Linked DNA regions of Homo sapiens: region 2 is linked to region 1. The links are chromatin contacts, found by Hi-C or POLR2A ChIA-PET in ENCODE. All regions are on one chromosome and are shown on one strand. Each heading gives the region's core, a stretch centred on a gene start or an enhancer-like site at or near the end of the contact. The rest is flanking DNA. Distances are from core to core; before and after follow the strand shown.

The links. A loop is a pair of places that touch in the nucleus more often than their neighbours do. ChIA-PET counts read pairs that join two places held with the same protein, here RNA polymerase II (POLR2A). Pooled maps may share reads with other maps.
Region 2: a pooled map shows a loop between it and region 1 (2.7-fold over the local background). The contact joins the enhancer-like site here to the promoter of RPL10A in region 1. A Hi-C loop is called at or near these places in 3 of 168 maps with a recorded cell type or tissue (CD8-positive, alpha-beta T cell, naive thymus-derived CD4-positive, alpha-beta T cell and natural killer cell) and 11 of 50 pooled maps. POLR2A ChIA-PET finds 5 or more read pairs at or near these places in 7 of 52 experiments (GM10248, GM12878, H1 and 4 more).

The regions. Positions count from the first base shown.
Region 1 is chr6:35,463,660-35,469,673 of GRCh38, reverse strand. It overlaps RPL10A (ribosomal protein L10a), which reads right to left and starts at 1,273. Exons shown (of 6, transcript NM_007104.5): 1 at 1,235-1,273; 2 at 801-875; 3 at 647-727; 4 at 145-293. The coding sequence starts at 1,239. It overlaps FANCE (FA complementation group E), which reads right to left. Exons shown (of 10, transcript NM_021922.3): 10 at 2,572-3,430. The coding sequence ends at 3,329. RefSeq lists enhancers at 544-643, 704-773, 951-1,507, 1,784-1,833.
Region 2 is chr6:35,716,189-35,721,648 of GRCh38, reverse strand. It overlaps a transcript of FKBP5 not described here. Among named protein-coding and RNA genes, the nearest start is that of ARMC12, 18 kb to the left of the region's middle. RefSeq lists enhancers at 907-1,146, 3,585-4,150 and a silencer at 2,903-3,197. Within about 2 kb of position 1,773, at least 28 of the 41 ENCODE cell types and tissues checked have a DNase peak (open chromatin) inside an H3K27ac peak, as active enhancers do; they include GM12878, where a contact is called at or near this core.

The sequences.
Region 1 (6,014 bases), core at 24-2,523:
ACAGCACTCAGGCAAGCTAGGCAACCACCGCCGATCCTTTGCTATTCTAGGCCCCTCATCATTTAAAAATCGAAAATGGCAGAAAAGCCTTTCTACCGCCCCCACCACACATCTCACATGCAAAACCACAGCGGCCGGACTCACCCAGCTTCTTGACCAGTTTTTTATTCTTGTTGAGTTTTTTCAGCGCCTCGATGTCCATGTGGGGGATATCCACGGCCTTAGCCTCGTCACAGTGCTGCTGGTCCCCCAGGACACACACAGAGAACTTAGGGCGGGGAGTGGACTTAAGCCTGCGTTTTGGGGGACAGCACCAACAGGTTACGCCTAGCCCTGGGTCCCAAGGGCCGGTGAAGGGTCTGGGACCGCAGCAGCCACCGAGCCTTACCCGGAGCGTTCACATTCACCAGCAGCCAGCCTGGCTTCTCAGGCTGGCCGGCGGGCTCGGCCGAGGCCTACCCACGCCTCCCCTCATGTTTTAAGACCCAGGGTGGGGGTCCGTCCAGCCGCGCCTGCCCGGAGCAGGGGGTCTGAACTACCCTAGCACATCAGTACCGACGTGCCCGCCTCCGGCTCAGCGGGAGCCTGCAGGGGAGGGGCAAGCACGGGGGCACTGAGGGCTGGGTGGGATCAGAACGGTGCCAACCTGACGGTGCCCGAGAAGCGCTTGTCCTTCTGGGGATCATAGTTCTTCAAGCTGATCTGCAACTCCACCGTCTCCAGGAACCTTCGAGAGAGGAGGGGGGTTAAGCACCCGCCGGCCCTCGCCACCCGCGCCGTGCCCCAGGGTCGGCACTCACTTGCGGCGCTTGCGCTGGTTCCCGTGCAGGACTTCCCGCACCGCCTCGTACAGGGTGTCGCGAGAGACTTTGCTGCTGCGGGAGAGAAGCGACAGGGCGCTCAGGGCCGCGGAGTCCACACGCTCGGACTGCCTGGAAGCCTCCGAGGTCTAGGCTTCGAGACGGGCGGGCGGCCCACGGCGGACTCCCCCGTAGATTCCGGACACCAAGTAGAGCGACGGGAGCTCAGACCCAGACCCAAGCCCCGGTGGAAGAGGGAGGCTCTCAGTGATCGGACCTGGTAGGAAGGGCGACCCGCAGGCCGACCCGCCTTGAGAAATGCCCCGCGGCGCAGGTGGCGCAAGGGTCCGCGGCGCGGCCTACAGGATCCGAACCCTCGGCGGGGCACCTGAAGGCGCGGATGAACGCGGATAGGGCTTTCAGGACCAACTCACCTCATGGCTTCTCACGCCGCGCTAACCGGAAAAGAGACTAGCATGTCTTGCGCATGCGCTCAAATAGTGGCCCTGATCTCGCGATAATGCTTTGCTCCTCGGTCCTACCCGCAGAGCGGTTGGGTGGGCCAACCCCGAGAAGCGCGGCCTTCTCTGGCCGCTGGGGGGCGTCGCTGGGCCGCTAGGCCGGCGCGGTAACCCACAGAGTTGTCGCAGTCCTGAGCGCCCCGCGGTCCCCCGGTAATGTGCCGATTCGCGCCCGCTGCTGCTGGACCCCTAGGGAAGCGGCTGGGTTCGGGGCTCGAGCTTCGGTAGTCACACGTACTGGTACAGCCCAGTGATGTTCACTGACAGCGTGGATTCCGGCACGCTTGTCCCTCAAACCCCTCTCCCCTCGCGCCCTCCGCACCAGCTTATGTTCTCAAAAGGAAGCCTGGCCCGACCTCCCTCCCTCAGCACCTTGCTCTAACGTGGACTCGTGGTAAGGGAAGTGTCCGGAAAGTTCTGTTCCTGTCCTTTCAACGCCTGCAGAGGGGAAGAGCTGGGAAAGTCCTTAAGTGAACTTTCACTTGATAGTTAATTTGATAACATCTACGTTTTAAGTGTGACTGCTATGAATAAGGCGTCTAGCCAGGTGCTACAGGAATACAAGGATGTAAAACAGGCACACAGCACTGCACACCCATAAGGTGTCTTCTCTGCTCTTTCCTCTGTCCAATGGGTCTCATCCTCTTAGCCACAGTAACCCCCAGAGCCCTTCAGATCTCTCCTCGGATTCATCTGCCCAAAACCCTTCCCGAACTCCAGACTGAGTCACTCCCACCTTTAAGATGCCCATTCTCACCTACCCCCCTGCCTGGTGGGGGCAGCTCCTATAGGATGGGGTGGGTGGTATTACACATTATTTGGCCCTCAGAGGGTGAATAAGATACCCTACACCCTTCCCCTCACCAGGAAAAAGATGTTCCTTGTCATTGAGCAGGGAAGTGGAGGGGGTGCGGATGGGCTCAATACCCAGAATTCATGGGAAGGAAGGTACTGCTTCTAATAAGACATTGGCCAGGCGTGGTGGCTCACGCCTGTAATCCCAGCACTTTGGGAGGCAGGCGGATCACCTGAGGTCAGGAGTTTGAGACCAGCCTCGTCTCTACTAAAAATACAAAAATGAGCGGGTCATGGTGGCATGCGCCTGTAATCCCAGCTACTCAAGAGGCTGAGGCAGGAGAATCGCTTGAACTGGGGAGGCAGAGGTTGCAGTGAGCCGAGATCATGCCATTGCATTCCAGCCTGGGCGACAGTGCGAGACTCAGACTCGAAAAAAAAAAAAGAAAAAGACATTATTGAACTTGCTTTTATTCAACACCATTGATAAATTATTCAAGTCAGAAACAAAAACACAGAAGGTCATAATATACATGAGCACAAGAGCTTCATCTGAGCCCACTGGTACCCCAGACCTCCTGGAGCATCCCATGCCCACTCTGGGTCGGCTTGATCCTACTGAGCCCTATCGGAAAGTTTGTCCCTGCAGCCTGAGAATTGATGAGGAGTGTGCCTGGGGCCAGCAGCCTTTGGAAATATAGCTCTGGCCTGGTGTGGTGGCTCACACCTGTAAATCTCAACACTTTGGGTGCCAAGGCAGGAAGATCACTTGAGCTCAGGAGTTCAAGACCAGCCCTGACCAGCATATTATCTACAAAATAAAAAATTAGCTGGGCATAGTGTCATGTGCATGTAGTCCCAGCTACTTGGGAGGCTGACATGGGAGGATCGAGCCTGGGAGGCAGAGGTTACAGTGAGCCATGATCAATCGCATCACTGCACTCCAGCCTGGATGACAGAGCAATACCTTCTCTCAAAAACAAAAGAAATGAAAAAGAAAATATAGCTGAGCTCCCTTAGCCCAGGAGCCTCCCTGCTGGCTGGGAAGCCAATATTCCCTATGCAGCCTGTAACAGGGAGGCAGTTGCAATCTGGGATGGCCAGGCTCAGCCTTTATCCTCAGGCTAGGGCTCAAGACAAGGTGGTGAAGAAAGAAATGCCCTTCAGGAAGCTGGTGATGGAGCACCAAGAGGGTGGTCCCTTGGTGGATGGTCAGGGGCCCAAATGTTTCAAGGCGGCCTTCAGGGACTTCCTCAGGAAGGTGGTGTTAGGTTCTAGGGCCATAGCCAGGCCCAGCCTCTGGGTCTCAGTGATCTGGGGAGAAGGAAAAATCATGTCAGGACTCCAGCAACTGATCCCTCCCGTCTCCCGACTACCCCAGGGGCTCTATTGAGGAGAGAGGAGGCCAGGAGGATGGAAAGAGGAGGAGACTCCTGAGCAATCTAATCTCATTATTTCACCATGGTTAACGAGGTAGACCTGGAGCCAAATACTAGCTGCACAATTTACTAAGCCGGCCACATTAGTAACAGTTGACAATCATTGTGTGTTTACTATGTGGCAGCACTTTATATGCATCAATCCATATACAAACATACATATACATCATATATATGCATTGCTGTATATAATCCTCAAGACCCTCCCATTTTACAGAGGAGAAAACTGAGGTTCACAGACACTCTACTGTGACAGCTACCTTCCTTTTGGATCACACTTTCTCTTTCTGCCCTGTTGCTACAACCTCCTGACAGGTCTCAGGCCCTGTATCTTCACCCTCCAATCCCACTCCTCACAGAAGCCAGATGCTTCTTAATAGTACAGATCTGATGAAGTTACTCCCAGGTTGAAGGCCCTTGAATGACTCCTGATGCCTCACATTGGAGGTCCTTCTGCCTAGATCTCCAGAGGATTCAGGAGCTCCCCTGAAACTGTGCAACAGAAGCATGTTCATACTTCCATCTTTCTGGGAGGGTCTACATCAAATCATCAAATGGGCCTGTAACACCCCCGACATAAGGGTACAAAGGCAATAGCCCAGAATACCTGACTTTCAAGATAAAGTTAAAAATAAAGCTCCTGGCTGGGCACCATGGTTCATGCCTGTAATCCCAGCACTTTGGGAGGCCGAGGCAGGTGGATCATGTGAGGTCAGGCATTGGAGACCAGCCTGGCCAACATATTGTGAAACCCCATCTCTACTAAAAAATACAAAAACTAGCTGGGCGTGGTGGCGCACACCTGTATTCCCAGCTACTTGGGAAGCTGAGGCAGGGGAATCACTTGAACCCAGGAGGCGGAGGTTGCAGTGAGCCAAGATCGCGCCACTGCACTCCAGCCTGGGCAACAGACCAAGACTCTGTCTCTCAAAACATACATACATACATACATATATACAGCTCCTCACCATGACGTACAGAAAAAATGCTACTAGTCCTGGCAGTGTGACCTTGGGCAAGTTACTTTAACCTGTGTGAGTCTCAATTTTCTGATCTATGAAACGGAATAATAAGAATATCTCTCAGGCCAGGCGCGGTGGCTCACACCTGTAATCCCAGCACTTTGGGAGGCTGAGGAGGGTGGATCACAAGGTCAGGAGATCGAGACCATCCTGGCTAACACAGTGAAACCCCGTCTCTACTAAAAATACAAAAAAAATTAGCCATGCGTGCTGGCAGGCGCCTGTAGTCCCAGCTACTCGGGAGGCTGAGGCAGGAGAATGGCGTGAACCCAGGAGGCGGAGCTTGCAGTGAGCCGAGATCGCAGCACTGCACTCCAGCCTGGGCGACAGAGCGAGACTCCATCTCAAAAAAAAAAAAAAAAAAAAAAGAATATCTCTCACAGGGCTGACACATGGAATAAACTAGCAAGTTCATATATGTAAAGGGCTTAGAGCCACGCCTGAGGCTGGGTGTGGTGGCTCAAGCCTGTAATCCCAGCACTTTGGGAGGCCAAGATGGGAGGATTGCTTGAGCCTAGGAGTTTGAGGCCAGCCTGGGCAACATAAGAAGACCCTGTCTCGGCCGGGCACGGTGGCTCACACCTGTAATCCCAGCACTTTGGGAGGCCAAGGCGGACAGATCACAAGGTCAGGAGATCGAGACCATCCTGGCTAACAGGGTGAAACCCCATCTCTACTAAAAATACAAAAAATTAGCCGGGCATGGTGGCGCGCGCCTGTAGTCCCAGCTACTCAGGAGGCTGAGGCAGGAGAATGGCGTGAACCCGGGAGGCGGAGCTTGCAGTGAGCCGAGATGCGCCACTGCACTCTAGCCTGGGCAACAGAGTGAGACTCTGTCTCAAAAAAAAAAAAAAAAAAAAAAGAAGACCCTGTCTCTATTTTTGAAAAATTAAATTTAATAAAAGAACCATGACTGAGACATGGCAGGTACTGTAGAAATAATAGCTCTTAGTACTTTAGCTCTCTAATCTTATCCCCCACCACCATCCATTCTCACATTTTTAGGCTCCATCCACAATGAACTACTTGCAGATCCCCTCAGACACTCACTGCTCACACTGTATCTTTTTCCTGAAATGCCCTTCCTCTCATCTCTGGCTCTTGACTACCATTCACCTTTTAAGAGTCAGGAAGTCTGGGCACGACAGCTCACGCCTGTAATCCCAGCACTTTTGGAGGCCGAGGCGGGCTGATCACAAGGTCAGGAGTTCAAGACCAGCCTGGCCAACATAGTGAAACCCCGTCTCTACTAAAAATACAAAATATACAAAAAATTAGCCAGGCGTGGTGGCAGGTAATCCCAGCTACTCGGGAGGCTGAGGCAGGAGAATCGCTTGAACCTAGGAGGCAGAGGTTGCAGTGAGCCGAGATCATGCCATTGCATTCCAGCCTGGGCAACAGTGCGAGACTCCGACTCAAAAAAAAAAAAAAAAGTCA
Region 2 (5,460 bases), core at 524-3,023, 250 kb before region 1:
AATCCCGTCTCTACTAAAAATACAAATTAGCCGGGCGTGGTAGCGCATGGCTGTGGTCCCAGCTGCTCGGGAGGCTGAGGCAGGAGAATCATTTGAACCCGGGAGGCGGAGGTTGTGGTGAGCCGAAAGCATGCCATTGCACTCCAGCCTGGGCAATAAGAGGGAAACTCCATCTAAAAAAAAAAGCCACTATTTTGGGGTGTGTGTATATGTGTGTTTTTTAAATAAAAAAATCAAGTTCAGCAACCATGTGTCCTAAATTATCTAGAATGGTCAAATTTCTAAAATTCTTTTTTTTTTTGGAGACAGAGTCTCGCTCTGTGGCTGTGAGTGCAGTGGCATGATCCCAGCTCACTGCAACCTCCACCTCTCGAGTTCAAGCAATTTTCCTGCCTCGGCCTCCCAAGTAGCTGAGATTACAGGCGCCTGCCACCATGCCTGGCTAATTTTTGTATTTTTAGTAGAGACGGGGTTTCACCATGTTGGCCAGCGTGGTCTCAAACTCCTGACCTCAGGTGATCCACCCGCCTCAGCCTCCCAAAATGCTGGGATTACAGGTGTGAGCCACCGTGCCCGGCCCTAAAATTCTTATTGTCTTCTGGACAGTCATCTTGGACATGCTCTGTGTTCCATATCATGACTTCAAGCCTTGCCTTTTTCATGTACTACCAGTGGGATCCTAGACTAGCACTTTACCACTTTAAGCCTCAGTTTCCTAATTTGTAAATAAGGAGTAATTGTAATCATTCCAATATCACAGGCTTGCTGGGAGGATTAAATGAGATCATCCACATCAGGGTCAGCACAGTGCCCGGAATGGGGTACCTGTGAAATTAATGGTGATTCTTCTTTATTGTTACCTTGGAAAATGGAGGCCAACTGCAGGATGATCGTGGCTCCAAGGAGCTGGGGACCCAAGACATGCACAGAGAAAGAGAGACCAACAATGTGAGGCCTCTGATGCATGAGACAGGCAGGGGAGTAGTGGGAGGAGAGAGCAAGAGTGAGCAGCCAGGAGGGCCTCTTCCCTTCCCTTTACTCAGCCTGTCACTCCTCTGCTAGGATCCTGCATTGACACATCTTGTACTTCCTGTTTCCAGGGAAATTCCTCGCTGCCGGACTGCGCCCACCCTTGAGGACCTCACATTCTCTTTGGGCAGAGCGGAAGCCAGACAGAGACAGGGACTACGAAGCGACAATCCCCAGCCCTGTGTGTGCAAGGAGCCCCCGAGGGGCAGGCAGCCACGCTGCAGAAGGCTAGACTCTCCGACCCCCAGGGAGCCTGGTGTGGGCTGCAGGGACAGAACGCTTCTCAGAGGAGGTAGGGACCCCATGGAGTACGTGACGCCTGGCCCTCCAGCTGCATGCTCCAGTTATCAGGACAGAGACCCCTCCCCACCCATTCCCAGGCTTCCCTGGCTCCCTGCTCTGCTGCTGGGAGGCCCTGTCACCACACATGCGCGTGCACGCACTAACATACACACACCCCTCTCAGGCACCCCCGGAAGACCAGCTGCAGCTGGGGGTGGGGGTGCACGGAGCACAGCCAGGGTTCTCAGATCCCTAGCCTGCTCTCCCACCCCGCCCTAGCCCCCAACTGCCGAGCTGCTTCTAGTTTTAAAGCAAAACATGACTCTGTCCTTCCTGCTGCTCAGTGGCAGCAACACTGCCTGGGGTTATTTTTAGCAGGGATGCAGGGAAGGCACAGTTCTCCTTGACTTTAACTAGGGACAACCCCCACCCCTCAGCCAAGACTCACTGGAGGAGGCCGGGTACGGAAACCCCCCTCCCAGAAAGGGGAAATGGTGTGTTTTCTGTTCCTTCAATTCACTAGAATGGGAGTTGCAGTCAAGCTTGGGGTTGAACTGATGGGAAATTCTAGGTTCCAAAGCCTGTGGGCTCTGCCCCATCCCTGGTCTCTGTGTTTCCATGAATCCGGGAAGCAAGAGGCACATGGTGTCTGGAGTCGAGGTGCCCTGTCTGTGGGTGTTGGTGTCCCTGGGAAACTGCTTGGTTATAGCCAGGCTCTGTGGACTACACAGGGGCACCAGGCATTGTGGGTGGTGTTTCACAGGCGCTGGCTAAATAATTCATTAAACTGAGCATGTCCGTTCCGTGTATTTTTCTGTATGTGTATCTTTTAGATGCTAGCAGTACTTTATGAGGTATAATGTACATACATTCCACATCCAGTAAAATGCACAGATCTTAAGTGTACAGCCTGATGAATTTTGACAAATATATCTGCCCATGTAACCATCACCTAGATCAAGATTTCAGACATTTTCACCACCTCCAAATTCCTTCGTGCCCCCTTCCAGTCAGTCTCTACCGCAGAGGCAACTGATTCTGATTTCTATCACCATAGATCATGTGTGTGTTTTACAAAGTTAAAAGAAATACAGCTGCTGTCATAGAAGAGGGAAATGAGCAATAAAGTTCTTAACATGAAAGGGAGGCCTCAAAAAAGGGGTTACTGGAACTGGAAAAAATGAAGGTATCATTGGCTGGGAAACAGGAGGTTTCAGACCCAGCCCAACCCCTCAGGGTTGGGACCAGAGGGCTTGGGACACTTCTTGGAGCAGAGAGGCTGTGAGTTGGGAGGGGGCAAGGGGAGGGCCAGCTGTGGCTCAGGCCCAGCTGCCTCCTGTTCTGCTAGAGGTCCCTGCCCCTCCTCCAGGCCCTCCCCACTGCACAGTTTCAGCAAGGCCAAGGCTGCAAGGAAAGGTTCTCTCAGGGGCATCTACCCAGAGGCAGAGTTTAGGGCCCCTGTGTAGTTAGATTATTTGTTTTTCTTGCCTTCCTCTTCAAGGTTTGGAACTCCTGTATCCTTTGTCCTGCCTGGGGAGGGGAGAGGCTGAGGCTGTCAAAGTAGAGTGCTAAGGAAGAGTCATGATGCTTTTCATTCTTTCCTTCCTTTCTTCATTCAAAAACAGTTATTTGAGCACCTGTGTTGTGCTGTAGATTCTGCTAGGTGCTGAGGATAGGAGAATAACTAAGCCACATTTTAGCTTGCTATGGAGTCCGAATTGGGATTCCCAGGTGAGGCCGGGCCTTATACCTCCTTTGTATTGGAGATGAGGGGCCCAAAGAGGGGAAGTGACTTATTCAGAATCACACAGCTAGCTGCTGGCAGAGGAAGGCAAAGAACAGGGATCCCTGATTCAGCCCTAGATGGGGATAAGAAAGCAAAGGAAACCAAACCAACAGCCGATTCCCCGGTGTTCCCTCCTGCAAGCTTTTTAGGGTGACAAAAATCACTGACCTGGAGTAAGAGGACCTCATTTCTACTGCTAGGTCTTAGAAACACTTCCTCTCTCTGGGCCTCAGCTTTCTTCCATGAACATGCGGGAGGCAGCTTGCAGAGGACCTCTGGCTCTCGCGAGCACACCCTGCATTTTCCCGCCTCTGTGCCTTTGCTCGAGTTGTTTCTGCCGCCTGGAATGCCCCCTTTCCCCTACCACTTCCTTCCTCTGACATTCTCCTAATCGTTTATGGCCTAATTCAAATGCCGCCCCCAGAGGCCCCCCAGTCCTTGGACATCTGGGGAGTGGTGTCATCCAGGTCTCCACTACTAGAACAGAGACAGAGCTGCCTCCATTTTGCAACCCTCCCATCCTAGGGCACAGCCTTCCAGGGAGATGGGGTCTGTTTTGCCAGCCACCGTTGGAGGAATCGAAGGGACTTATTCCTCCCGCCCTACACTTTCACCTGCCCCTTTTCAATGTTCAGAGACTGATGTCTTCCTTCTGCTGGGCCTCCAAGACATTGTGCTTTCTGCTGGCCATGCCAGCCCAGGCTGGAGCATCAAACCTGGGCACTTCTGGCAAAGGTGGCTGCCCTGGGAGGTGACCCCAGGAAGGATGAGACGGCGGGGCCTCAGCCAGAAGCACAGCTGCCCCACCTCAGTCGTCCAGTCCTCATTCACAAACACCCGGGCAGAAATCCTCCTTCCACCACAAACACATGACTCCTGTTCCCACAGCCATGTCCAGACCCACTCCTACCTGCCTGCCCACAACACCGAGTTTGCAAAAATGTCCCCCACGCTCCCACAGCTCCCCTGCCCCTCCCATGGGTGTGCATTGCCACAGGTGCACATTCATTGCACATACACACAGGGTGCACACAGACATGCACGTGGGCATGTAATGGGCAACACAGATGTGGACACATGCGTGCATACACACAGATGCATACATGGGCATGTAGCCCCACAAACACACGTGCACATGGAGCACACACTCACACATACATGAATACATGGGCACACAGGCACACGTGTGCACACACATGGGCGCACAGGCACACACTCTCACACGCTCTCTCATGATAGGAGGCTCCTCTCCACCCTCAGCTCTCAGGCAAGCCCAGCTCACATGCCTTGAGCTGAGGACACTGTAGGGGAAATGTGGGCTCAGTTGTTGGTTCCCAGCTGCCTCTGGCTTTGTATCCAACTGGAATCTTTTCTATTAATTTTTCCTACTGATGGCCCTGTGGGAATGAGAAAAAGCTCAAGAGCTGTGGGTTTACTCTGGGACAGCACCTTGTTTGGGTGCCTGGCAGGAATAGGGATGGCGGGGGGTGGGGTAAGGATTCCATCACTTCTAGGAACAAAGGTCTCCAAGGAGCTGAGGTTTGGTGAGACCAGTAAACACGAGGCTGGTCTTTGCTCTCACTGCCACACTCCTCCCTCTAGCCCATCCATTCTTCCCATTGCTGCAGATGCCCCATGCCCATGCTCTCCCCTGTGGGGAGGTGGGAAAGTCTTAGAAGAGGGCTCAATCCCAAGGTTGATGTGGCAGCTTTGGGACTGGCAGCAGGGTCCCAGGCAGTCTAGCCCTCTTCAACAGAAGGGTGGCTTCTCCCAGACTCCTCCAGGGCAGCACAGCAGGAATCCAGAGACCAGCCAAGCAGGGGGTAATGTTTGCGACCCAATTACCAGATCTCAAGAGTTGGGTAGGGAGGAAGCTTGGATTCCATTAAATCCAATTCAGCGGCAGTCACTGAGTACAGAGCATGTGCCTGGGATGGGTTGGGGCAGGTAGGAAGGGTGAGGGGTGGCACAGAAATCATAAGACACGGTAACTGTCTTCTAAGAGTGTGTGTGTCTTGGTGTGAGAGACTGGGGAACATCACATAGGCAGAAGAACTCCCGAGAATGAATCTCAAACACCGTGCTGCACACTGAGGCCATCACCTCTGCCCACCCCTCCCAGAGCATACAGACACTGCCACCTGCCTGATCTTCCTGTTGTCTTCCCTATTTTGTTTTTATTTTAGAGTCAGGATTTCTGTTGCCTAGACGAGTGCGGTGGCACAATCGTAGCTCACTGCAACCTTGGACTCCTGGGCTCAAGTGATTCTCCCACCTTGGCCTCTTGAGTACCTAGGACTATGGGTGTGTGCCACCATACCCGGCTAATTTTTAGAAATGTTTTTAGAAACGAGGTCTCCCTA